2 separate regions of the Homo sapiens genome follow, and region 2 is linked to region 1. The links are chromatin loops, found by intact Hi-C in ENCODE. Cell type or tissue: IMR-90. All regions are shown on one strand. Each heading gives the region's core, and the rest is flanking DNA. Links, peaks and the distances in the headings are about the cores only.

What was found. Peaks named below come from ENCODE experiments on the same cell type or tissue, not always from the same donor. Only the 100,000 strongest peaks of a DNase experiment are listed, where the experiment ranks them.
Region 2: it touches region 1 in a loop (12-fold over the local background); 2 of 110 quality-filtered maps call a loop at or near these places.

The regions. Positions count from the first base shown.
Region 1 is chr6:119,305,741-119,318,277 of GRCh38, reverse strand. It overlaps MAN1A1 (mannosidase alpha class 1A member 1), which reads left to right. Exons shown (of 13, transcript NM_005907.4): 3 at 11,286-11,382. Among named protein-coding and RNA genes, the nearest start is that of MAN1A1, 38 kb to the left of the region's middle. RefSeq lists a silencer at 5,000-5,294. In IMR-90, for the core only: no CTCF peak of the experiment used is centred there; a DNase peak (open chromatin) is centred at 9,897; H3K27ac peaks cover 358 bases.
Region 2 is chr6:119,173,562-119,186,098 of GRCh38, reverse strand. It overlaps MAN1A1 (mannosidase alpha class 1A member 1), which reads left to right. Exons shown (of 13, transcript NM_005907.4): 12 at 5,672-5,787; 13 at 6,154-8,894. The coding sequence ends at 6,280. Among named protein-coding and RNA genes, the nearest start is that of FAM184A, 100 kb to the right of the region's middle. In IMR-90, for the core only: no CTCF peak of the experiment used is centred there; no DNase peak of the experiment used is centred there.

The DNA.
Region 1 (12,537 bases), core at 2,119-10,118:
AAGGGATGAGCGGAGAAATGCTTTACATACTTCCTGATGTGTAAGTGTTCAGTAAATGCTATTTCTGTGACAAGGATGATGATAAGAAAATACATTTTTGGGACACACCAATTATGGATTTTAAGTCTTGTGGAATCACTAGTTGCTACTCCAAGATTATCCTTAGGAACCAGCATTTCTGGTAGTATTACATTTCATAAGTAAAGTCCTTTTATACATTTTTATTATTGTTATGCCCAGATAATAATTTGTAAAACTGTTATCAGCAGTATGAAAGGATTACTTTCAGAATCTTACAAGATCATGGATTCTAGATGACAACGGATATTCCACTTATTAATAATGGACAATTTTAAGGACAGTTACTTCAGAAGGTTTTTTTTGTTTTTTTTTTAGGAAAAACAAATTTTCCTATAATATGTGACATTTTATGGCCAATCTATTTTTATGAATTCTACCTTCAAATAATAATAACTTACAGAATTACAATTCATAATCCTTTAATTAAGAAAATAGTGATTTCTGGCCTTAATTCAAAAAGGAAATGCTTATACTGTGCAAGTCTCTTCTTTAACAGCTTTATTCATAATTGCCAAAACTTGGAAGCAACAAAGATGTTCCTCAATAGGTAAATGGATAATTAAACTGCAGTATATCCAGACAATGGAATATTATTCAGCACTAAAAAGAAATATTATTCAACACTAAAAAGAAATGAGCCATCAAGCAATAAAAGGGCATGGAGGTACCTTAAATGCATGTTGCTAAGTGAAAGAAGTAACATGGCTACAATATAAAAGGCTACGTATTTTGTGATTCCAATTATATTTTGGATGAAACAAAACTATGCAGACAGTAAATTACTGGGGATTGGAGAGAGGGATGAATAAGCACAACATAGAGGATTTTCATGGCAGTGAAAATACTCTATGATACTATGGTAGTAAATACATGCCATTATACATTGTCAAAACCATTGAAATATACAACACTAAGAGTGAGCCTTAATGTAAATCATGGACTTTGGGTGGTAATGATGTGTCAGTGTAGGTCCATCAGTTGTAATAAGCGTACGATTCTCGTGCGTAATGTTGATAGTGAGGAGGTTGTGCCTTTGGGGTACAGAGGATATATAGGAACTTTGTACTTTCCACTCAGTTTTGCTGTGCATCTAAAACTTCTGTTTAAAAAAAAGTCTGTTTTAGAAAACATACACACACAAAAGAAAGGATAAAAGGGAAATACTTGTGCCCTACAATTCTCCTCTTGCTAACTGAAGAATGGGGCTTGACTCTAGGGATAGCTTGTTTCAAAAAAAAAAAAAAAGAATAATAATAATAAAAAAATGTAATTTAAAAAGGTAACTATATCTGACTTTGCTCATTTTAATGAAATTCAAGCTAATTCATTTTCATCGATCACTAAATAATTAGTAACTTTATTAACTACTAGTAATACTAGTGATAACCTCATAGTATTTGTAAAGTTTAAAAAAGGAATCTAAAAGAAAAAGCTTAGTCTTTATAAGGTTGACAAATCTATAAACAAATCTTTTAAAGATAGCACATTTCAATTTTAAAAATCATTTTGTCACTGCTGCAAAAATTAAAATGTGAAAATTTGAAGTTGTGGAATGATATATGTATGAGTTAGAATGTTTGGGCTTACCTTTTTATTACAAGTATTAAAAAAAAACTTTTGAGATTAGACATTACATGAAAATAGTATTTGTTTTCTATGGCACACTTTTTTAGCTCTCCTTAGGATATTAAGGGAGCATCTGTGATATCCCAGCAAGGAATACCTTTTTTTGGCTGGGCATGGTGGCTCACTCCTGTAATCCCAGCATTTTGGGAGGCCAAGGTGGGCAGATCACCTGAGCTCAGGAGTTCGAGACCAGCCTGGCTAACATGGCGAAACCCCGTCTCTACTAAAAATACAAAAATTAGCCAGGCACCTGTAATTCCAGCTGCTCAGGAGGCTGAGGCAGGACAATCGCTTGAACGCGGGAGGTGGAGATTGCAGTGAGCCAAGATCGCGCCACTGCATTCCAGCCTGGGCAACAAGAGCAAAACTCCATCTCAAAAAAAAAAAAAAAAAAACCCACAAAAATGAATATCTTTTTCTCTTGATCACTAAAGATCTGTAGTTGCTGATGCTTCCCATGTTGGGAAAGCCCTGTAAGATCTTGGCCTGGGGACCAAGTGAGGGAGATCACCTGTCACCACAGGCCTGCAAGGGGTCACTTGCTGGCCTCACATTGACCACAGAGGTCTTAGCACAGCTAATCTAATGAATTCAAAGTTTCCGTGTTAATTAAAAATCTGCCGAATAAACAGACCAAAAACCCTGAGGTTAAACCTTTAAACACAAAGTGACAACTTCTGAACTCAGTGACAGCTTCTGCCTGGAGACCATAGTCATCAACCACAAGACAGATATTTTTGATAAGGAAATAACTACAAATGGTAGACCCTAAGCTGATGCCAAACTGTTCTATGTAAGGAAAGTGTTCTCAGCAATAGTGCTTCCTTCCAAAAAGGAATGGACTAGATATTCACCTATGAATAAGCCCTTTTCTGACCTCTAACTTTTGAGTTGCTAAATTATAATCCCTTAGAATGTTTTAGAGAAATGGACTTATATTTTGGTCAAGTATTTCTTTATTCTTTTTCTTTTCCCCTGTACCCTCTGCCATTTGGTAACAGCACAAGAGTTTTTATAAAATAATGTCAAAATTTGGCCATAAAAAAAGAGAACCATTAAATGCATATGATCCAATTTTTTTAGCTAGAACTGGAAACACTGGGTTTTCCTTAGGAGAACGAGATACTTCTTAGAAACAGAACAATCTGTCCATTACAAGTAGTGATTACTAGAATTCTCATTTTTTAAAACTGGCTTTATCAGTCATTCTGACTCTTTTTCTAAAGAAATTGCTATTGCTAACCACGCTTTCATTTCACTGGGGAATTAATGCTCAGTGGCACATTAGAATTCATGCAATAGCATTAAATAATTACTGTTTCTTTATATATCTCCTGCCAACTTAGAAGTACATTAAAATTGGCTGTAGGAGAATTCAGGACACCTCAATCTGAAGAAAATCCCCATCCATATATATATATTCTCCACTCAGTAGATAAGAGGCAACCTCGAGTACCTGGCAACAAACGAATTGCACACATAGCAACAAGAAGTCGAGTAATACAGAAAGAGGAAAGAGAAGCTGGTCCACATTAGCTCCCGTGGTGGTAGTAAACTTCAGAAAATATCAGAGCTGTAGACAGCAGCTTGGCATGAGGAGAGGAATTCATGGTTTTCCATAAATCTAGTGACAGGCCAGGTCGAATAGGACAACACCATCTTGTCTGCCCCAGTAGCATACAGGGCAGGAGGAGAAAAGTTAGGTACAGAGCTGGAGCTGAGAGCCGAAGTGGAGGAGGAGGAAGGCTGTGAGAATTGAAGGATGTAGGGCAGGCAAGGAAAGGTGGTGCTGTGAGGGTCTTCAGTTGAGCCAGCTCCCAGTCCTGATTCGGCATGTGTCATTTTGGTGCCAGGCCTGGCCACAGCTTCTCAGACCCCAGATAGAGCTGCCTTCTGTGCATGGAGGAGCAGGAGGGCTCAGAGGCCTCAGATGACTGTCTGAGGTTTGCAAGCAGCAAAAAAGTGAGGGCTCTGTTCAGTGTATAGTGGAGAAAATCAGCGTGAGAGAGTTTCCAGCCTTGCTCTTCTCTACACTACCTTGGGCCTCAGCTTCATATGTAAAACAGGGATAATAATACCCCAGAGAGGGTGTTGTAAGGATTGGATGTGTTAAATTATATCAAATTCCCCTCACAGTGCAGTGTGGTAGCTGTTTGACAAAGTTAATTCACTTCCTCCTTTACAGCCTCGGCCTCCATAACCCATGATGACGACAGCTCCTACAGTTTGATTTGTAGAACAAAATAATACTTCTAAAATGTGAAACTACTGCTCATCCAGTGAAAGAATTGTTGAGAAGCTTACACATAATGCTTTATGCACCTCAGATCTCAAAGACTTTTGCTAATTTGTGGCAAAGAGATAGCACATATGTTGCTACCAGAGCAGTCCGGGAAGCTGGCCCTGAAGGGCAGCCTATGCTAGAAGTGGAATAGAAGCTCCTCACAGAGCTATGGGAACCAGGGCTGGTGGGAAGCCACATGCCCACAGACCTAAAAACAGAGTGGTTAGTTCTAGACGCGTGCCTGTAAAGTAGAGGTTGCAGTGCAAACTGCTGGGCTGTGGGCTAACTGTGGCTCACGGATTTTTTTTTTTAACCCTTAGCCAGCGTAGTTTTGATTTTTTTTTTTTTTTTAAATAGCTTTAGTGAGGGGCTTGACTCTCGTTTTGTCACGTTTCCCATTCACTTCTAGTTGCCCTAGACCTGGTGGTTCTGTTCCTGTCTGGCCCTTCAAATGTTCTGACCCCTTTTTCGAGCCTACCACAGAACAGGGCACAAACCAGAGAGCAGACAGTGGACTCAGAACCAGGAACTGAATGTGTCCTATCCCATTGTCCTAGGGTTGCCAGATGAAATATAGCACTTTCAGTTAAATTTGAATTTCAGATAAACAACTTTTTTTTTTTTTAGTATAAGTAGGTTCTGTGTAATATTTCCATTTCCTAAATCTGGCAGTACTGCTTTATTCCCATTTATAATTCTCATCCTCGCAACCGTAGCTACTAAGTAGTGATTGTCATTGTAACATTGGGGTAAAGAATCTTGAAAATAGAACACCTTGACAGCCTTTGGGAAAGAGAGAAGGGGATACATTTATTTCAGCATTTGAAAGAGCAAAGCATGTGAATGAGTATTTGAATTTCATATGGGGTAAAATTGGAAACTATCATGGCTAGAGGGCTTTTTTTCACATACTGGGTGATGACAGCTAGAAGGTGACTGGAGGTGGCCCTCGCTCACTGAGGAATGATGTGAGGACAAGGATCATTCCTAAGACTGTCTTGGGTGGCATCTTGATACCTGTTGCATGAGAGGGTGCTAAATACTTTCAGATGTAATTGTGGTAGACTCCAGGCAGGCAGTCTTTGTGAAGGCGGAGTCACATCAGGCTCTGCACTGTCACCTCTTGGTGACATTAGCCTCTTTTCTTTCCTTTCCCGTAATTGCTCTGCCCACTCTGAGTTCAGCTAAAGGTCAAAGCATCAAAGGAAGGAGAACTTCCTTCCTAAGTTCTCCCTTATCTGTTTAACCTCCTGAAGCCTAGGAGGACTCTGAGGAGGTGGCGTGAGTGGATAAAGGTCAGCCAGGCTCATTGAGTGTCTTCTAGTCAGGTGCCCTGTCACACCTGATCTCCTCACTGTGCTGTAAGGGAGATAATACTTACTTTTTTAGTAAGCTGTATTTTCTGAGCAGTTTTAGGCTTGTAGCAAAATTGAACAGAAAGTATAGAGAGTTCCCATATACACCCTGTCCCCACACAGGCACAACCTCGCAGTCTCAGCACCTCAACCCACAGTGGTGCATTTGTTAAAATGGGTTATTCTTTTTGAAAGATGAGAGAACTAAGGGGTAGAAGGGCAGACCCTGAGGCAGCTGGCCTCAGGCTTATCCACTGTGACCTGCTCTGCCATGTGGCTGTGATAGACCGGCCTTAGTATCAGGTCTCTTGCTGCCCAGTTGTCCTTCTGGCCCTCCAGATCTTCATTCCCATAAGGAAATGTAGGTGGTGGGGATAGCATTAGATAAGCGGTGGAAGGGGTGGTTAGATTGCCGTCTTTTCTTGATCCATGGAGAAATTCTCTTCCAATGGATAAGTGAAGGTTTGGAGAAATTGTGAATTAATTTCCCCCAAGTTGCTTTTTATCTGTGTCTCTCCGTTCTGTTTTCCAGTTCCACCAAAGATTGAAAGAAATAAGGTTAATTCAATGACCCTAAAAATATTTTATCTGAAAGCTCTAGAAGTTACTTTTATATGACAGCCAAGTAATTTTAAGCAAAGTTTGATGGAAATTGCTGTCAGGCTTTTAAAATCACTGTTTTTCAAAGCATCAACCCTAAGTGTAGTTTTAAGAGAAATGGCACATCACTTTCAGGTTTAACAATCAGTGAGTTAGATTGCTCTTCCACCTCAGACCTTGCCTGAATCAGACACAGCCCCTTGTGTCCCCAAGAACAGCAGGGACATGAGTATCACTGGACCACAGAACTTCTTCCCTTTCATGACAAACAGCGGACTGTTATATAAGTGAGCCAAACATGGCCTCTGTCTGTTGGTCTCTAGGTTATTTCCTCACTGCAGGCTGAGACCCGTTAATTCAAGAGCCCGCCAACACCAAACTAATTTTTAATACATCTAATTATTTTAAAAATAGCCCGAACAAGCAGATTTTTAGCATTTAGAGCCTGCCTTACACGTTCTGTGAAACCTTACCTAGCATCTGTTGGCCATTGATAAGATAGAGCTTTGTGGTTTTAAGACACCGAGCTGCTACTGCCCTTCAAGGTCTTCTGATAATAGAGTTACTCCATCATGCTGCAAAGTGACATCACTTAGTCCTAAGCCCTCATTCCGATGCACCTCTCCCTTGGGAGTTCCTTTGTCCTCCTCCCCTTCTGCATGGTGACCTCCTCACCCTAAGCCTCTGGATGCCCTCCCATGCAACCCTGTACAAAGCACCACTCATTAAAGCTTGTTGTGTGTTAACTGCCTCTGTGGTCCTGTCTTTTTCCCAGATCAACCTCAAATCCCTCGAACAAACCCCCACTACACAGCAGTACCTTGGCACAACTAAGATTTTATGAAAGCTAGTGTATGAACCTGCATAGCTAAAGATTACCCCACATTGCCTTACACCTGGAGAGGACCTTTCTACTCTTCCTTTCTTCCTCCATCTTTTGGATACCAAATAGTTGTGTATATTTTTAAATGTATATATTGATAAAGAGCTTGTGTACAATGTAAGTTTGCCTGGTTTCACATATATTTGTCCCTCCTATTTATGTGTTATACTAGGAAAAATTATGAAGCTCTTTTAGATTGCAAAGATCACAGACATTCTTAGGTTTTTAATAAAAGTAATTATAATGCCTAAAATGCATTGAGCACTTAATGTGTGTCGGGCAACATGTTAAACTCTTTACATGCCTTGTTTTATTTAATCATCACCACAACCAGTGAGGTGTTTTTATTCACATTTTGTGTGTGCAGAAAGTGGGCTCAGAGAGATTAATTGCCTTGCTTAGAGTCACACTGACGATGGCAGAGCTCAGATATGGACCCAGTTTCTCATATGCGTTCGCCCGTGACCCGCTTTTACGCCTTACTCCTCAGTAAATGAGAAGCTTTTCTACAAGTACACATAGGGAAGTAAACAAACAGTCTCAGCAGGCAAAGAGGAAAAGGGAAGATGATTCACCAACATTCAGGACTCCACAGCATTGTTGATAGTTCTATAGCTGCTGTACAGGCCTAACACAGTTCCACTGGGGAACCATCCAAGTGGCAAAATCATCTGTACCTCAGCCTCCTCTTAACTTTTTTCTCCTTGCCTTTCTTGTCTTCTTTCTCATGGCTTTTACTGCTTCACAGCCCTTTCTCCTGTGTATTTGTACTTCTCTGTTTCTGTGTCACTCTCTGGCCTCTAGGTTCTCTCTGAATGTTTCCCAGTTACACTTCCCTAGGTAGAGTGGATGGTTGGGTTGACTCATCCCATCCATTAGTGAGAACTACACACCAGGGCGCCCCACGTTGGAGGCTCATGGCTAGCTCTCAGCAATCTGCCTTTGAGTTGGGCACCAGGCCCTGGTTCATTCAGCTGGGCCAGCATCACATCCTACAAACTACGGAAATTTTATGTAAGAACCCATAGAAGGAGGCCATAAGTGGGACTTGAACTTGTAGGCTTCAGTGAAATAGGGCAATGAAAGCCCAAAGTTTTCCTGAGATCTGTCTGGAAAAATCATGTAATTTTCAAAGACTTTTGATGTGTCTAATATAAAAATTTAAAGATTATGTGTTTAAAACTTCAGCAAATGGAAGTATTTGCTAAGAGTAGTTCTAGCAATAAATATGCAAGATATGAAGTCTATGCATACTAGGGAAATTCCAACGTATTTCTTTCTTCAGCGTGCTTGATTAGATCAGGACATTAAACTTAATTTGTTAGAAACAACAATAGAGTTGTATACAACATTTAATTAGTTTTCTTACTCTTCTATATTCACAAACATTTACTGAGTATGTAAACAGGCAGTATCTTATGTTTCCATACATTATCAATGAGATAGTAAATGAGACAGCATCCTGTATACTTCCCTTTTAGTCCTTTAGAATCTTTTCATAGTGTAGCAGATACTCAATAAATGACCTGGCCTAATTAATGAGCCCTGATGCCAATTAAGAAGAAAGTACAAATCAAAGAATCTTTTCTTATAAGCATGGAGTCAAGGGGAAGTAATACTATTTCTTTAATGCCTTATACCCAATTTAATATTTTCTGGGTTAAAATAATGGGTTGCAATTATGAAATTTTGGTCCTTTGTTTCCTTTCACACAGCGTGTCAGCTCTACCTTTCACCAGGAGCAAATATACGTATTCAGGAAGAAAACATCTTTGGCTTGCTTTCAGTTTATCTTTTTTTGTGAGGGTTTCACTACTGCATTTGAAATTTGGGCCCATTTTACTTCTACGTGGAATGTCAGGCTTTAGAACCCTAATTAAGTTAATGAAAGACTACAAAAGAAACCTAAGGAGCCTGTGAAGAGAGGTGATCAATTCTGTCCTTGTTAGTAGTTAACTTTTAGAAGTGACTTCCTTGTCCTGCCAGCTCATGAGAACTGGGTCTAGAGAAATTAAATGACTTTATCCTCATCGCCACTCAGCTGGGTAATGGCTTAATACTACAAAATTAAAAGCTGGTAGCCTTTTGATGTTTCAAATATTTGTGTAAGTCGTAAATCTGAGTTAACAAGTTGATTTTATATGTGACTTTTAAATTGAAGCTTATAGTTATTCTATGCATGTGTACACACACACTCACACAATGTCTTACAGTTAGCTTTAATGTGGTAAATCATTTCCAGAAGTGATCAGCTGGTGGAATTGGTTAACAATATGACTGTTCCTCTTTATAATTGCTGGATAAACCCCTCCCAGTGCTTTGTTCAGGGCATTTTGACCACATCATTTTCGTCTTTTCTAACTTTAACTCATAGAAATCCCATGGGATCAGGAACCCATTTTGAGAAATATGTCAGCAACTTTTGAAATGTAGGAAACTAACCAATTAGTGTCAGCTTTTCCCTTGAGGGAAGAAGATAGGAAAAGTTAATATATACTACAGAGGTTACTTTAGGAGATCCTTTACTAGTGGTACATTGTATAAGTGATCATTTTTGACAAAGCTGAAACAAATTATCGTAACTTTTTTTTCTGTTTTGATGTTCAGTATATTCCAAAAGCTTTTGAATTTATAAAGTATCTTTGGAAATTTACAGGAATGAAGAATTTACTAAATGTAGTACATTTAATGGAAAAACCAAATAAAATCAAATATAATCTCTAGGTGTTCTGTAGATTTTTTATATACCTAGTCTTTCAGAGGCTCATTGGTTTCTATTTTTCTGTGATGTGAATTTAATTAGTTTTAATATAGATTTAAAATTTAATAAACGTGATTACCTGCCATCTGTCAAGCAGTATGCAAGGTGCAAAAACATATACCACGATCATGTATTCCTTACATGCATCCTGTAAGGAATTATCCCAAATTTTCAGATAAGAGTCACAAAAACTGTGACTCATCCTTAAGTATGTGACTCATCAGTGGCGTTGTAGGGATTATAAATCAAGTCATGTGACCCTCAAATCTGTTTTACTTCTCAACAAAATTAATGTATAAGAAAAAAATCCTGAAAACACTACCATATACACATTCTTTTGATTGTTGAAAGATCAACAATCTGATTCAGTAAAGGAAGATTTTTTTTGCTGACTCATTAAAGGAAGGTGATGCAATGTGTTGGTTAATGCCATGGGCTTTGGAGTCAGGCTAGCTTGGAGATGAACCCTGGCACCTTGTCTGTGGAAAAATGTGGTGACTGAGTAAAGTTGTTTTTTAACTTCCAAACCTCAGTTTCTTCATCTCCCTAACAATGGTAATAAAACATATTTCATAGGGTTGTAGCAAGAATTGGTTACAATACTAAAGTTATAGCATTTAGCAGAGTACTTAGCAGATAGTACTGATTCTTGGTAACTGTTGGTAGTAATAGTGGTGAGTTAGGAAGGTAATTTACAAGTTGGTTAAAGATGCTGATTGTTGTGTTCAGGAACATATGAAAACTTTGTTATTAATAAAATGATACTGATCTCAATGAAGATTTTGAGTGGTAAATGGCCCGTAAATAATATCTATAACTTTGTGTGATGCTTTAAGATACTCTAAAATATGGAGCCTGATTGGAACCTTTTTCAATTATGTCCATATTTTGATTACTGAGTTCTAGACAGTTGAAGAGTCCCAATCCTTTTAAAAAATATGCATACAAAAATAATTATATGTGTTCTTTGAGTCATTGAAAAAAGTTTATACAACTAATTTATGGCAGAGGGATTTGGCTTTTAAAACCATTATTGGTGTGTAGACTCTGAATTAGGAATATACTGGATCAATCTTCAGTTACATACATATACACACATGTATCCAATTAAAGATTGATTACATTAAAATAAACAAGTTTTTCCAAAATCTAGGCATAATCACAGTGTTATTTTTTATTTCCTGTAAATATTTTAAAATACTTCTCCATATAGTCTTCGTCAGGAAACATCAAAGTGGTTTAAAGGGATAACCTGAATATTTGTCTGTATGCTGTGAGGCCAACAAAGTAAGAAGAACTTTGTGCAGAAATATAAATTTTAAAGATAGTCTTTGCAGATTTAATCTGTTATGAAAATGAACTAGATAAATGTAGACATGGTTCATGCTTTTAAGATAAGCTAAATTCCTGTTGTTGGGAACTGACTTTTGAAAATGGTATTTGCATTAAATAGGATTAAATGGACTCAAAAACGAAAACTTCCCATTTGTAAACATAAAAGGGTAGTGTGTATGTGTACCAGCATGTTTGTATGAGCATGTGTGTTCTGGTTTATATAATCATAATTCTTTTACTTAGTCATCCTTTTAACTAATGAATTTTAATGTTTTAGCCTTTGCTCTTCAATATATTACCTATTTTGTAGCAAAAACATCTCCATTCAAATTATAATCCTGTTTTTATTTTTTTTTTCAGATGATGAAACATGCTTGGAATAATTATAAAGGTTATGCCTGGGGATTAAATGAACTCAAACCTATATCAAAAGGAGGCCATTCAAGCAGTTTGTTTGGTGAGTAGATGTGCTTTGGTTTCTTAGTGACGATAACTTCTCCCCAATTGCTTGAGCTTATGGATGGTGGAGAAGTCTGTGTAACATGGCCCTCCAGGCCATTTGGTTAGGAAACTTGCACACCTGATGGAATTAGATAAGGATTGTGCATAGTGTGTCCTTCAGCTAGAGTAGTGGCTATGTGTTCGAATAACCTGCTGGAATAACCTGCGTAACTTTAAAGAGTACTGACGCCTGGGGCATACTTCTAAAGATTCTCACTTAATGGTTATAGGGTGCAGTATCATAAATTTTAGCCTCTGGGGTGATTCCTAGCATAGAAGCACTTGGTGGGCTGCACTAACTGCTTCCTGTTAGGTAAAAGCTGTGCCTTTATAGATAATCTGGGCAAGGCAGCCAGCCATGGTGATCTTCACTGTATCTCAATTTTGGCTATAGGTTTCTCCTGTTTGTACCATGGAAGAGAAAGTGAGGATGGATTAGGTTAATTGAACTTCCATTTATCCACTTTTGCAAGCTTTATTGCATTTGGTTCCCACAGCAGCCCTCTGTGACTGGTAGTGTGGGTATTAATAACATTCCATTGTGGAAGTAAGGAAGCTAAGTAACACAAGGGTGTCATGGATTCTTTGGGTCACAGAGCTGCCCAGTATCCTCCTACTGCACTTGATTTCTTTCTAATCCTCAAAATTTGTCTGTAAGTAACAGGATGAAGGGAATACAGTGTTACTCTGGAACTTCTGAATTCAACAATAGAACACTTTCTATACTTTAACTGAAAATGTTAAATAATAGCAATTCACATAATAACAGTTTCAGCACACATTTATTGAGCACTTACTGTGTGCCAAGTGCCATTCATGCATTATCTTATTTAGCCTCATTAAAATATACATTTTATAGGTGAGAAAAATGAGGCCCAGAGAATAGTTTTCCCAGAGATAGCCACCTACTAACTGGCAGAGCTGGGACTTGAACCCTGGTGTGGCTAACATTAGAGTCCATGCTCTTAATTCTGACATTTTGCTTTTCCATTTATTTAGAACCTTCCATGTGTTTGGCTTTACTTGTAGCACTGGTGATAATGAAAATAATACGAGTCTTTGCACAGGTCTTTACACAAGTCTTTGCCTAGTACACAGCATATAATATGTA
Region 2 (12,537 bases), core at 1-8,000, 130 kb after region 1:
GTACCAGAGGGAAAAAATCTCCCTTCTGCATTTCAGCTCCTCAATTATCCGAAGACAGCAGGTTCTGCCATCTCTTCCTTTCCTCATCCATCATTTCCCTTGATTTTCTTCTCCTGACCTGGTTTCCAGCTGTGGTCTTTTAGGGCTGAATAGTGTGAACCTCTCTTCTCTCTTCGCAGTGTGATTTTTTCACAGCTTATGGTCCAACTTGTTCTTTTAGTAGATTTATATTTAAAAAAAAAAAAAAAAAAAAACTGGGAGGCCAAAGTGGGTGGATCATGATCATGGTCAGGAGATCGAGACCATCCTGGCTAACACGGTGAAACCCCGTCTCTACTAAAAGTACAAAAAAAAATTAACCAGGCGTGGTGGCGGGCGCCTGTAGTCCCAGCTACTCAGGAGGCTGAGGCAGGAGAATGGCATGAACCCAGGAGGCGGAGCTTGCAATGAGCCGAGATCACGCCACTGCACTCGAACCTGAGGGACAGAGCAAGACTCCAACTCCAAAAAAATAAAGAAAAACTGGCTTATATTGAAATTATGGTCAGTGTTAGCTTCTCCATTTGCTACCGTTGAGTCACATCTCCTTTGCACTGTGCTTTTTCACCCATACTTTCAGTTTGTAAAGTATTTGTAAGCCGTCTTCCTATCTTCTAACAAAGCACTCCCTTCCCAGCCTTCTTTCACTGATACACTTGAGAAACCTGCTTTCTGTGTCTTAATTAAATTTCTAATAATAATGTCAAATAAGATGTGAAAAGGTATATAATCCAGCAGTACAACACTAGAGAGTTCTTTTGTGGGTTAACAGCACTCCATTAATCACAGGTGTTCAAGCACTTGTGAGTCTGCCTGACAGAAATAATATTTAACTGATAATTTCTTTTGCTTTTTCTCAAAAATGTCATGAAAGCCAGGCGTGGTGGCTCAAGCCTGTAATCCCAGCATGTTGGGAGGCCGAGGTGGGAGGATGGCTCAAGGATAGGAGTTTGAGATCAGCCTGGGCAACAAGTCATCACCCTGTCTTTACAAAATTTAAAAATTAGCCCGTCATGCTGGCACACTCCTATAGTCCCTAGCTACTCAAGAGGCTGAAGAGGGAGGATCACTTGAGCCCAGGAGTTCAAGGTTATTTTGAGCTAAGATCACACCGCTGCACGCCAGCCTGAGCAACAGAGCGAGACTCTCTTGAAAATTTTAAAAAAAAAAATCATGAGAAACTGACAAATTCCTTCCATTTAAACATCTGATAACTTACAGCATGAGCTTTATCAGAATATTGTATGTATATATTCACATAGATTATATAATGTCTCAGCTGATCTATGGTAAAGGGTAAAGCCTTACCTAGGGATTTGGGATTTTTTTTTGGCTTTAGGGGGTTTTTTTTTGGTAGTTTCAGGTTTTTTGGTTTTGTTTTTTTGCACAGACATTTTCTTTGCTCTTCTAAACCTAACCTTTTCCACTCAGACATTTCGACTCTCAGGAAGTGACTTCTTTTCCTCCTTCCTACTCCTGCCTCCTCAGGCTTCATCCTGTTTCCAAACCCTCTTTGATTTGTTCAAGGTGCCTGATTCTCTGTGTTCTATCCTTGAGTTCAGACGACACTCAAGCAGACAGCCTTACTCCACGGATCAGCCATTTATATATCTGGTAGGCAAGAGAATACTCTTCTGTCCTCTGACTTAGGATTTAACTCATGATGCTTGCTATTTTCTTACCTACCCTTCATCCTTTGTTTAGAGCTCCAATCATTATAAACATTCTCATATCCTGTTCTCTGCTATTTGCACATCCCAGTCACATAGGATCACTAATAATAGAAGCATTTACTCAAAACCAAGGTGGTCCCCATGCCTAGAGGCTGAGAATCCCAAGAACAGATTATAGTACAATGATGATCTGGTTAGACTTAGTCATACAAACACATGACAGCTTCCACTGTTGAGATGCTGATAGAATCAGGGCTGTTGTAAGGGCCCAGGAAAGCTATTTGTCCCCAGCTTCACGTTCCTAAAGTCTTAAAATCTAGACTTTTGCGTAAGGGGTGAGGGGGAGTTCTTGGGTGCTTTTCCTTTAAAAAAAAATTTTTTTTTTTTAATTTACCAAAAACTTCAAAAGCAAAGTGACTGGGCCTCTCTAAACCTCTGAAGCCCTTGTTATTGTCTAAGCATTTCTTCATTTTGTTTTATTCTCACGTACAACCCCATGTTGAGAAGGAAGATGCTGCCTGGGACATGGAACCTCTGGGGCCACTGATAAGGGGGTCTCAAGCTGGAAGTTGGCCCACTACTCAAAATTTTTGGCTGTGTTCTTGAATACTATAGCTTACCCCAAGAGGACTTGTGGGGAACAAGAATGAGAGGGTGAACTAGAAAGAAAGGTGATTAGGCATTGTCCACCCCAAAAGCAACTCCTCTAACAAAAGAAGGAGCTTAGAGCAGTTTCCATGGAGAGGAGGAGTGGCTGTTTATCATGGCTGGCCCTCTCATTAGCTCATTACCAAAAAACCTCAAGGGAACAACTAAGAAAAGGTTTTGGGATTAAAATCTGTTTAAAGAAATATCCGGAAATAGGGTTTCCCATAAAAACCTTGCCCATTTTTTCTAAATTCTGATTTTTTTCCTTTTTTTAACCAATAATTTTTGGCTTATTCTACATATCTGGTATTTGACTCTTTGTCAAAAAAAAAGGAGGAAAGAAAAAATAATAGGACTTGAAAGTTTCTTTCTTCATGCTCATCCTCCATTTGACGCACTGTCTGGAACTTAGAATTTAATCGAAGCATCTGTTTTTAAGTTGATCGGTCTTATTTTCTTCGGGGCTTTTTAAAAGTATGAAATCATGAGGCATTTTCTTTATTTTCTTTATTCATGTGGCCTGCTGGCCAGAATTTCTTTAACCAGGTAATTAAATGCTTCTCCTCATAGTCTCTCTGCTCTCTCCCTTCTGTCCTCCAGCCCTGATGTGAAAAATCAATAACCTCATTATCAGTATCTGCAGATGGGAGCTGAGCTCTCAGTGCAACATCTCTGCTCATGAGAATCCGTGGCTGGTACTTACTTTCCCTCGCCTCTTTTCTGGGCTCTACATTCTTAGAGCCTTATTTTCCTCCAAAATCCTTTCTAGCCAGAGAAGGTTTTTCTCAACTGATAAGGCAAAGTCTATGCTTTCCATCTTCTTGGTAGTTGGATTAAATGGGAGAAAAATGGGGTACAATTATATATGTAAAAAAAAAAGAGGGACAGAATTATGATCCACAGGGGAAAACTGAAACGTAAGTGAAAAATGACATGAGAAACTAAGAGTAAGTATATCTTGTTTACATTTTCTTTATTTCACTATAAAATATATTAGGGTTTTAGTCTTAAACTTTATTATTTTTGTCTACAGTCAATAAATGAGAACCAGATTGCAGATGGCAATTTTTGTACGATGGAAATTTTTATTTGACCATATAATTAATAGGATTAGTAGGATGTGATGGCAGAAAATAACTTTCCTAGAGATGAATATGCCTGGTAACTAGCAGAGCAACAAATGTAATTTCAAAATATAAACAGCACAAAAAAAAAAACAACTCAAAATGAATTAAAGACTTAAATGTAAGACCTGAAACCATAAAACTCCTAGGAGAAAACAACAGGGGAAAAGCTCCTTGACATTGAGCTTGGCAATGATTTTTTGGATTCGACCCAAAAACACAGGCAACAAAAGCAAACATAAACACATGAAACTACATCAAACTAAAAAGTTTCCTTACAGCAAAGGAAACAATCAACTAAAAACACAACAAAAATGTGTGCAAACCATATATCTGATAAGGGGTTAATATCCAAAATATATAAGGAACTTACAATTCAGTAGCAGAAAAACAACCTGATTTCAAAATAGGCAAAGGACCTGAAGAGACATTTTTCCAAAGAAGACGTACAGATGGCCAGTAGTGAAAAGATGCTCAACATCACAAATCATCAGGGAAATGCAGATTAGAACCACAGTGAGATATCACCTCATACCTTTTTAAATGGCTATTATCAAAAATTCAAGAGGTAATCAGTCTTAGTGAGGATGCAGAATAAAGGGAACCTTTGTACACTGTTGGTGGCAATGAAAATTGATATAGCCATTATGGAAAACAGTATGGAGGTTTCTCAAAAAATTAAAAATAGAGCTACCATATGATCCAGCAATCCTAATTCTTGGTGTATATCCACAGAAGATGATGTGTATCCACATCAGAAGATGATGTATATCCACCACAGAAGATGGTGTATATCCACAGAAGTAGTGTATATCAAAACATCACACTGTACACCTTCCAGTATATACTATTTGTATTTGTCATACATCGGTAAAGCTGGAAAAAGGTTAAAGAAAAATAGAAACAAACAAAAGAAAGAAAGTGGGCTCTGAAAGGGAAAAAGAAAACACAAACAGCAGCCATCTTAGTGGTAACCAACAAAGTGGAAGGCAGGTTGGTTTAGGTTGTTACCTAAATGTTCATCCTCACACTGCCCAACCCATCTGTTTTCCAAATATTCATTAAATTCAGACAACTACAGAAATGTAGGATCATTTCTCTCTAGAGAGTTGTCAGTGGAGTCATCCCATCTTCTTCCATACTAGACTGAAAAAAAAAAAAAACATGTATTTTAGGAATAGATCCCAGCCACATGTCTCTCACTGTCTTTCATTTTCTTCTTTTAGCTCTGTTACCAATATCACTGATGAGTACCCTACAATCAATTTTCAGAAACTCAGATACTCTGATTATAGAAGCAGCTGATTTTGTTCCAGTACGGTTTCTCAACCAGTGGTTTATGATCCCAGTTGACATTAGCAGTCTCTCCAAACTAGGGGTCAGCAAACTCTTTCTGTTAAGGGCCAGACAATATCAGGCTTGGGGGACAGCCAGCTAGTCTCTTTTGCATCTACTTAGCTCTGTCATTGTAGTACAAAAACAGCCACAGACAATATTTAAACAACATGGCTGTGGTTTAATAAAAGTTTATTTACAAAAATAAACAGTGGACTGGATTTAGCCTATAGTTCATACTTTGCTAAACCCTGCTCCAGACCATAGGGGGAATTGGTAAAAATCAGTGAAAAATTTTTCCAAAACTAAAGGCAGAAGTGTTTCAAATTAGGTAAGATATGTGGTCCATATGTTCTATGACTTCATTTTTAATTTACATTTAGTTTATGGTTTTAATTTTTTTTTACCTAAAACTCTATAACAAACTTTCATTTAATTTGAATCCAATTTGTAAAAAATAAATTTTGACTGGGCACAGTGGCTCATGGCTGTAATCCCAACTCTTTGGGAGGCCGAGGCAAGCAGATCGCTTGAGCCCAGGAGTTTGAGACAACCATGGGCAACATGGCAAAACCCTATCTCTACAAAAAATACAAAAAATTAGCCAGGCATGGTGGCGAATGCCTGTGGTCCCAGCTACTTGGGAGGCTGAGGCAGGAGAATCACCTGAGCCCAAGAGGTAGAAGCTGCAGTGACCCATGATGGTGCCACTGTACTCCGCCCAGGCAACAGAGTGAGGCCCTGTCTCAAAAAAAAAAAATGTTTTATCTGAACTTGACAATCTAATAATAAAAATTAGTGACAATCAGTTTACTGAAATGTGACTTTTTTTTTTCCTCCTCTATAATTTAGGCCTTGGAAAACCATTGCAGAGTGAATGGAGGCTATTCAGGCCTAAGGGATGTTTACCTTCTTCATGAGAGTTATGATGATGTGCAGCAGAGTTTCTTCCTGGCAGAGACATTGAAGTAGGTGAAAATTATTCTAAAACCATGTGGCTAAGGTACCTGAACAGATCTTTGTAGATGTCTTTATCATGAACACATTCAAGTAATATCAAGTATGCCTGATTCAGAATATCAGGCATGGCTATAATTGCAGGTATATTCTCAATAACTAGGTTCAGTGACTTGGTACTGCTAACACCAAAGCACTGAGTAGCTGCTTTACCCCATGTTAATGAGTATAACCCCTCAGGGTTTTGATATATTTGACTCTTGTCCATGTTTCTTGGTAAGATGAATGCAGACATTGATGTGGTTTTTGCTGTGTGTTTGTGGTTTCACTGCCTGCCTAGTGTCTTGGGCCTCATATACTTATGTTTCTCTCACCAGATATTTGTACCTAATATTTTCTGACGACGATCTTCTTCCACTGGAGCATTGGATCTTCAATAGCGAGGCACATCTTCTCCCTATCCTCCCTAAAGATAAAAAGGAAGTTGAAATCAGAGAGGAATAAAAAGACATTTTATATTTTATTCTGCTCCATTCCCTTCACTGTATACCTTAATAATTCCTTTTCTGGTAATCAGGCACATGATGAACTTTGATTAGTAGGTCTGTGATTAAGTTCTTAAATTGTTTTGCAGTCTTTTATGTTTATTATCATAGGTATAGGTGGACCTAAATTCCTTATCATATCCTTTATTAATTCAGCCAGTGTATCCACCAGTTTTTTGTTTATGTTTTTAAGTAACCTATTATCTCTGGATTTCATGAAGGTGTAATATCGTTTTTGTTAAACTGAATAGAATTGTATAGCGATGACCTCTTAATTATAATTTGATTTGACTGCAAAACTTTTTCCTCCTCTAAGAGGAGATGATGTCTGCTTTAAGCTGTAATGTTTTGCCATGTTGCAAAAAGCCATAATAATAAGTATAAAAAAGCTTTTTCCTTTACAATTTCATGTTAATCTGGTTTGTCTGTCCACCAGAGACAGATCTTCTGTGACAGCCTCCTTATGCAGGTCTATCATTATTTGATAGAATGTCTTCTAAAATACTTCACTCACATTGTAATTCAAATTAGAAAGTCATTCCAAAAGGATCATGTCATGTTGACCTCATTTCATCGGAACTGCAGTATATTTTTGTTGGTTAATTATATTAGTGTTTTCTATTTTGTAAATGTGTCCTTTAATTTTACTTTAAATGCCCTGTGTCATTTCTGGATTATATACTAGTTAATTTCTTCCATTCCCCACTACACAGAGAGGTGAGCTTTCAAATTTTGCAGAGCTCTGCTATCACTGAATTACATTTATCTGAAGAAAATAGTACAACTTAATGGATTAGCTTTTGGGTTTAACTGAATATATGAAGAAATTGGGTCTGTCTAAAGAGAGGGTATTTCATATGGCTTTTAGTTCACTTGTTTGTATTTCATCTTGATTTTTTTCTTTGGAAAATAAAGCATTCTATTTGGTTCAGATTTCTCAGATTTGAAAAAGGCTCTATCTCAGATGTAGTAAATTATTTCCTTTCAGTTTGTGAAAGCAGGATTTGACTCTGAAAGAAGCTTTGCCAATTTTACTTATTCGTGATCAATCAAGGAAAATCTAATAAATTTTAGGCCAAATAAGAATATAGCATATTTAGTATGGTTATAGTCAACACAGAGATCACAACTTAGAAGAAATATAAAGAAATGGCCACTCCCCATCCCCCACAGTCCTGGAGTAAATCAAAATCAATATATGATTCTTTTAAACATTAAGTTTGAAATAGGAATGGTTTTCTCAAGAATAGATTTGGTGTGATACCTTGTGTTTGCTTACATTGGCCCACTATATATACATATATATTTATGTAGATATACTTCCATGAAAGGGCTAATACGATGCATATACTGAAGGGCAAGGACTTTGACCATGTCAATTTTCAGCCGAGAATGGTCAGAAAGATCAGTACAACCCCATGGATTAGGCTGAAACATATGAAATTGCTGCATTTGTAGTTTAAAAACTGTCAGCAGTTTCATATGGTTCCACCTAATATTATTGAAGACAATTATTTTCTTAGCTATCAATAGGCTTAATAGTTTTAGTTATTTTAGCTTTTGAAAGTGTTTTAAAAGATTTCCTTTATCGGACAGGACCATCTTTATGACCTGCTTTCTGTTTTTCAATATCATACATTGGTGTATGTCAAAGAATAAATTAGTAAAATTAGTAAATGAAAAAGACTCTTCCGTACATCATTATTTCCATGCTAATGTGTGTCTGTGATCCAGAATAACTTCTCCCACTCATATCTTCAGTTCACCTAATGAAATGAATGGATAGCAAGAGCCCTTTGTTCCCAGGACTTTAAGGCAAAATATTAAAAATTATTGCCAAAATTAAGAATATAATGTTTGTATAAATGTCCTTGAATTTGCCATTTAAATTAACTCATTTTCTTTTCACTTTGATTTGAAAGCTGATAAGTATTTCTGCAGCAGATAGAATATTAAAATCAGGTTGTGTGTACACACTGCACTATGAGGTACCTTGGTGTCCTGGTGTGAATAGACAAGAAGCTGTACTATATGTTGCTCTCTCAGTGGCAACAATGAAGTTTTTGCAATTCTAGAACTTGGATTTTTTTTTAACAAAAGTCCCAAAACACCAAAAATGTAAACAAGATAAGAGATTAATATTGTAGTGATGTAATTTAATTAAAGTTATATTTTGGGTTAATTTTAACAACTGAAGTCTTATTGTTGAAACTTATTTTCAACAAAACTGTGCAGTTAAATTTGTATACGTATTCACATACTGAAAGATGAACCGTTAAAATAGCACTTAATTTTGTGTTTCTTCAATATGTCTTGATATACTTTGTGCAATTAATATTACACATGTAAGTTGTATGGCAGTTTACAGAACTCAATGACTTGTCATGAGGTTTTCATATGAGCTACACATTGTGTACATTGATTGTTTTTTATTTTTACATAAATCCATTCTGTCATTTTCAACTTTATATATAAATCTCCAATGTTATGGGAAACAATAGATTGACACATAATTTTTAAAAATTATATTTGTAAAATTTCTCTATTGTGAATAAAGTCTTTTAATATATCTCCTCATTTGTTATATTTTTCTCCTTTTTAGTAGGCTTTTGTATATCTAAGGGGTGAGTGCCTTCAGTTGCAAATAAAAATATTTGATCCTAACAGCATTTCCATACCACACCTGTAGGGTCTTGACAAGGAAATATTTCCCATTAAGAAACTTTACATTGCACATAATTTTGCATATACAGTGTTTGGGTAATCAAATAACCTTTATTAACGATCTAACATATGTTCAACACCAGGACACAGAGGCTAGAAGCTTTGATGTCAGAAATAGCACAAACTATGTTCTTTGTTCATAAATTTGCAATGCAGCTAAGAAAATGAGATTAACCCCACACCACCCCTCAAAACAAGACAAAAATAGCATTTAGTTGTGTTAAATTACAAGCTAAAATTCTATATAAGTTCATGGGAACAGGAGGTCCATAGCGTTTGAGTGGTCAAAGAGGCTTAATAGAAAAAGGAGAACTTATGCTATAGAAGATCCTCCGAAATTTTTCAAAAAGCCCAGGTTCTAAGTTCTTCAAATTCGTACTGTACTTTTTAGAATATTTCAGATATTTTGGTTGCTGTTGCCACTGCCTGGAACTTGCTTTCCCTAATATTTTTATAGCTCATTCTTTATCAGGTCTCTGCACAATTGTCACCTCATTAGAATGGCTTCTTTGACAAATCAGTGTAAAATTCTCTCCACCTTTTGTCCCCTACCCTATTTTATTTTCTGCTTAGCATTTGCTGTATTACATATTTATTTCCTTATTTATGTCTTTCTAACCCCTTAGTATGAAACCCCATGAGAAAAGAAACTTCAACTGGCATTTTCCCCCATTTCTCTGTCTAGTGCCAAGAGTATAGTTCACAATTGAGTGAGAAAGTGCATGAATTAGGAAACTCGATCTTATATTCATAGTCTTTGCTACAACTATTTGCAAATGTCTTTCACTGAGCAATACACTTTTAAAAAAAATATTAAAGTACATGTTTGTGACTAGAATCAACTCTCAATCAACAGGTTATTTTTAATCCACTTACATCATGTAAAATAAAGTAAGGCATGACTCCTCCAATAGTTTTCAGTATTCAACAGCCCATTATTGTTTTATGTGACTTAATGTCACAGTCCCTGCCACATATGTTAAACAAAAAACAAAAAACGATTACAACAGCACCAAAGAAATTAGCTTATTACCTAACAGAGTCAAATGGGAACCTTCTGAATTAAATTATGGTAGCACAAATTGATGTTGGTTGTGTTCATGTTGTTGGTTACAGAATTATTAAAATTTATTCTAAGCATGGTGTTTATGTATACTATCAGCCATCAACACAGAGATGGCAGCTTGGCAACAAATACATCTAATGACTGATAATGATATGTAGATGGTTGCTTGAAAAGTTTTTCAAAGTTAACAAGATAAAATCTTTTTCATTTGAACATAGAGTTCATATATAATTGCCATTCGAGGCTCCCTACCTTGTGACTGAAGAGTGAGGGCAGGAAGGGGAGTCTTAGGAAACTTTTTAACTGATTTTATGGCCTGAAGCCTCCTTTCTATTTTTTCCAGGCTCATTCCATCCTCCACACTAGCCAATACATGAGTCACAGTTTTCAAGAAATATTTGCCAGGCATCAGATACATATTTAAAGTATTGGAATTACAGGGGAATGTAGACAGCATTTAGTCCAACTCTCATTTTAAATATGAGGAAATGGGGATTTTCCCAGCAACAGGAACTGTTTTTCTATCCTTCCTCTGTGCTGCCAGACACAGGAATATGGTAAGATTTCATGCTAATCCTAAAAATACAAAAAAATTAGCCGGGCATGGTGGCGCATGCCTGTAATCCCAGTTACTTGGGAGGCTGAGACAAAACAATCACTTGAACTCGGGAGGCAGAGGTTGCAGTGAGCCAAGAACGCACTACTGCACTCCAGCCTGAGCGACAGAGCCAGACTCCACCTCAAAAAAAAAAAAAAAGGCCATATATGAGAGCATATGTTATTTCCAACCAGCCACTCCAAAATAAAGGTATAATTTCAGAGTTCACCCTTAGGAATTGGTCTACTGCTGTGTTTCTTTCTCCAGATGTGGGCTACAGTTTACCTAATCTGAATCTCAGCTAAGGTTTGTTAAAATGCAGATTTCAAAGCCTTCCCCCAAATTTAACAAATCAAAATTGCGATGGGGTCCTGGAATACCCATGTTTAGCCCTTTGTGTTATTCCTACACACACTAAAGTTGAAAACAACAATTTTAAGTTCTAGGTAAATGGAAATTCCAAGACTATCAGAACAATTAATGAGTTAATTAGCGAATCATGACAAGAATATGTACCTTTTCCTGCATTTTTGTCTCTACCTCAAGGTTTAAGTACAATTTGACATAACTTTGGTCACTTTGAAAACACAGATTCTTCCTTTTCTACAAAAGCATTAGTCTGCAATAAGCCATACACCTAAATCTTTTAGAAACAGATTTACACTAGATTCTTATACATAATTCTTTCTTATTAGGGGAATCTCAAAAGTATTAACTACAATCATGCTTGTTTTTATTCAGCAATTGTTTCATTGGCTTTCTTTTCCCAATAACTGCATTTTTAAGTCATTTTTCAAATTGTTTCTACTGTTCTTGTTGATTTTAACATGAGTGTCACTTGCACAGACTACACGGAATTTCTAGTTTGGCTATATATCATGTAAATGTATAAAACGTTCTTGGAAATGACCTCTGAAAAATACCTTCATTTCCCCCGCCCGCGTTTTTACATTCATTGCTATGCTAATTGTCAAAGATTTGTTGGCTTGCCATTATTATGATTACTTTGAGTCCCCTTAAAACATGCCATTACCGACAGAATAAATTAAATGTGTATCACAGATCCATTTAATTCCCCAGTGAATGCAAATTACCGTGAAACGTTAGAAAACAGTGATAGATGTATAGTTTCTAAAAACTTTTACACATACTGGGATATTTTGGCCTTAGGCTACAAGCACTTACTAATTCACAATTCTGCAAACAGGGTCATAAAATGTACTGCTTTTCAAACAGTATTTTCCAAAATCATTGGCACCTGAGAGATTTTTGTTTTGTTTTGTTTTGTTTAACTCTCCTAGGAGAAACAAATGAATGATTCCCATTCACAAAATCTTTGGGAACTTTATTCCTGACTTTCCAACTCTTGGCATTCTCTGTGGAAAATAGAAACACAATCACCTCGCTGAACCAGGATGGGAGGTTCCATTACAACTTCTTGAGGGAGGCACGATGCTATTGGTTCCCTTTCATGTATGTGACAGCTTTGGCTTGTTATGACCCAAGGCTCTCTATTTAATAAGTGACTGAAGGAGAAGCAAACTAAATCTCTTCCTTCCTGTGCAAAACCTCTTTACCACTCTGCCTTTCAATACTGCACTTCACTGGTTAAATAAACCTCACTGGTTAAATAAACCCTAAGTGCCTCTCAGCTATCCACATTCCGTCTCTATCTTGCTTTTGTCAAATTGATAACTTTGTGACTTATATAATCATGGCAGGGAGTTGCAAAAATATATTTTTAATGCCCCCATTAAAATACATTAAGCCTAAGTCTCTTTTCTGTATACGACGCAGTATACAGAAGGGGTAGAAAGTAGGTGCAGTG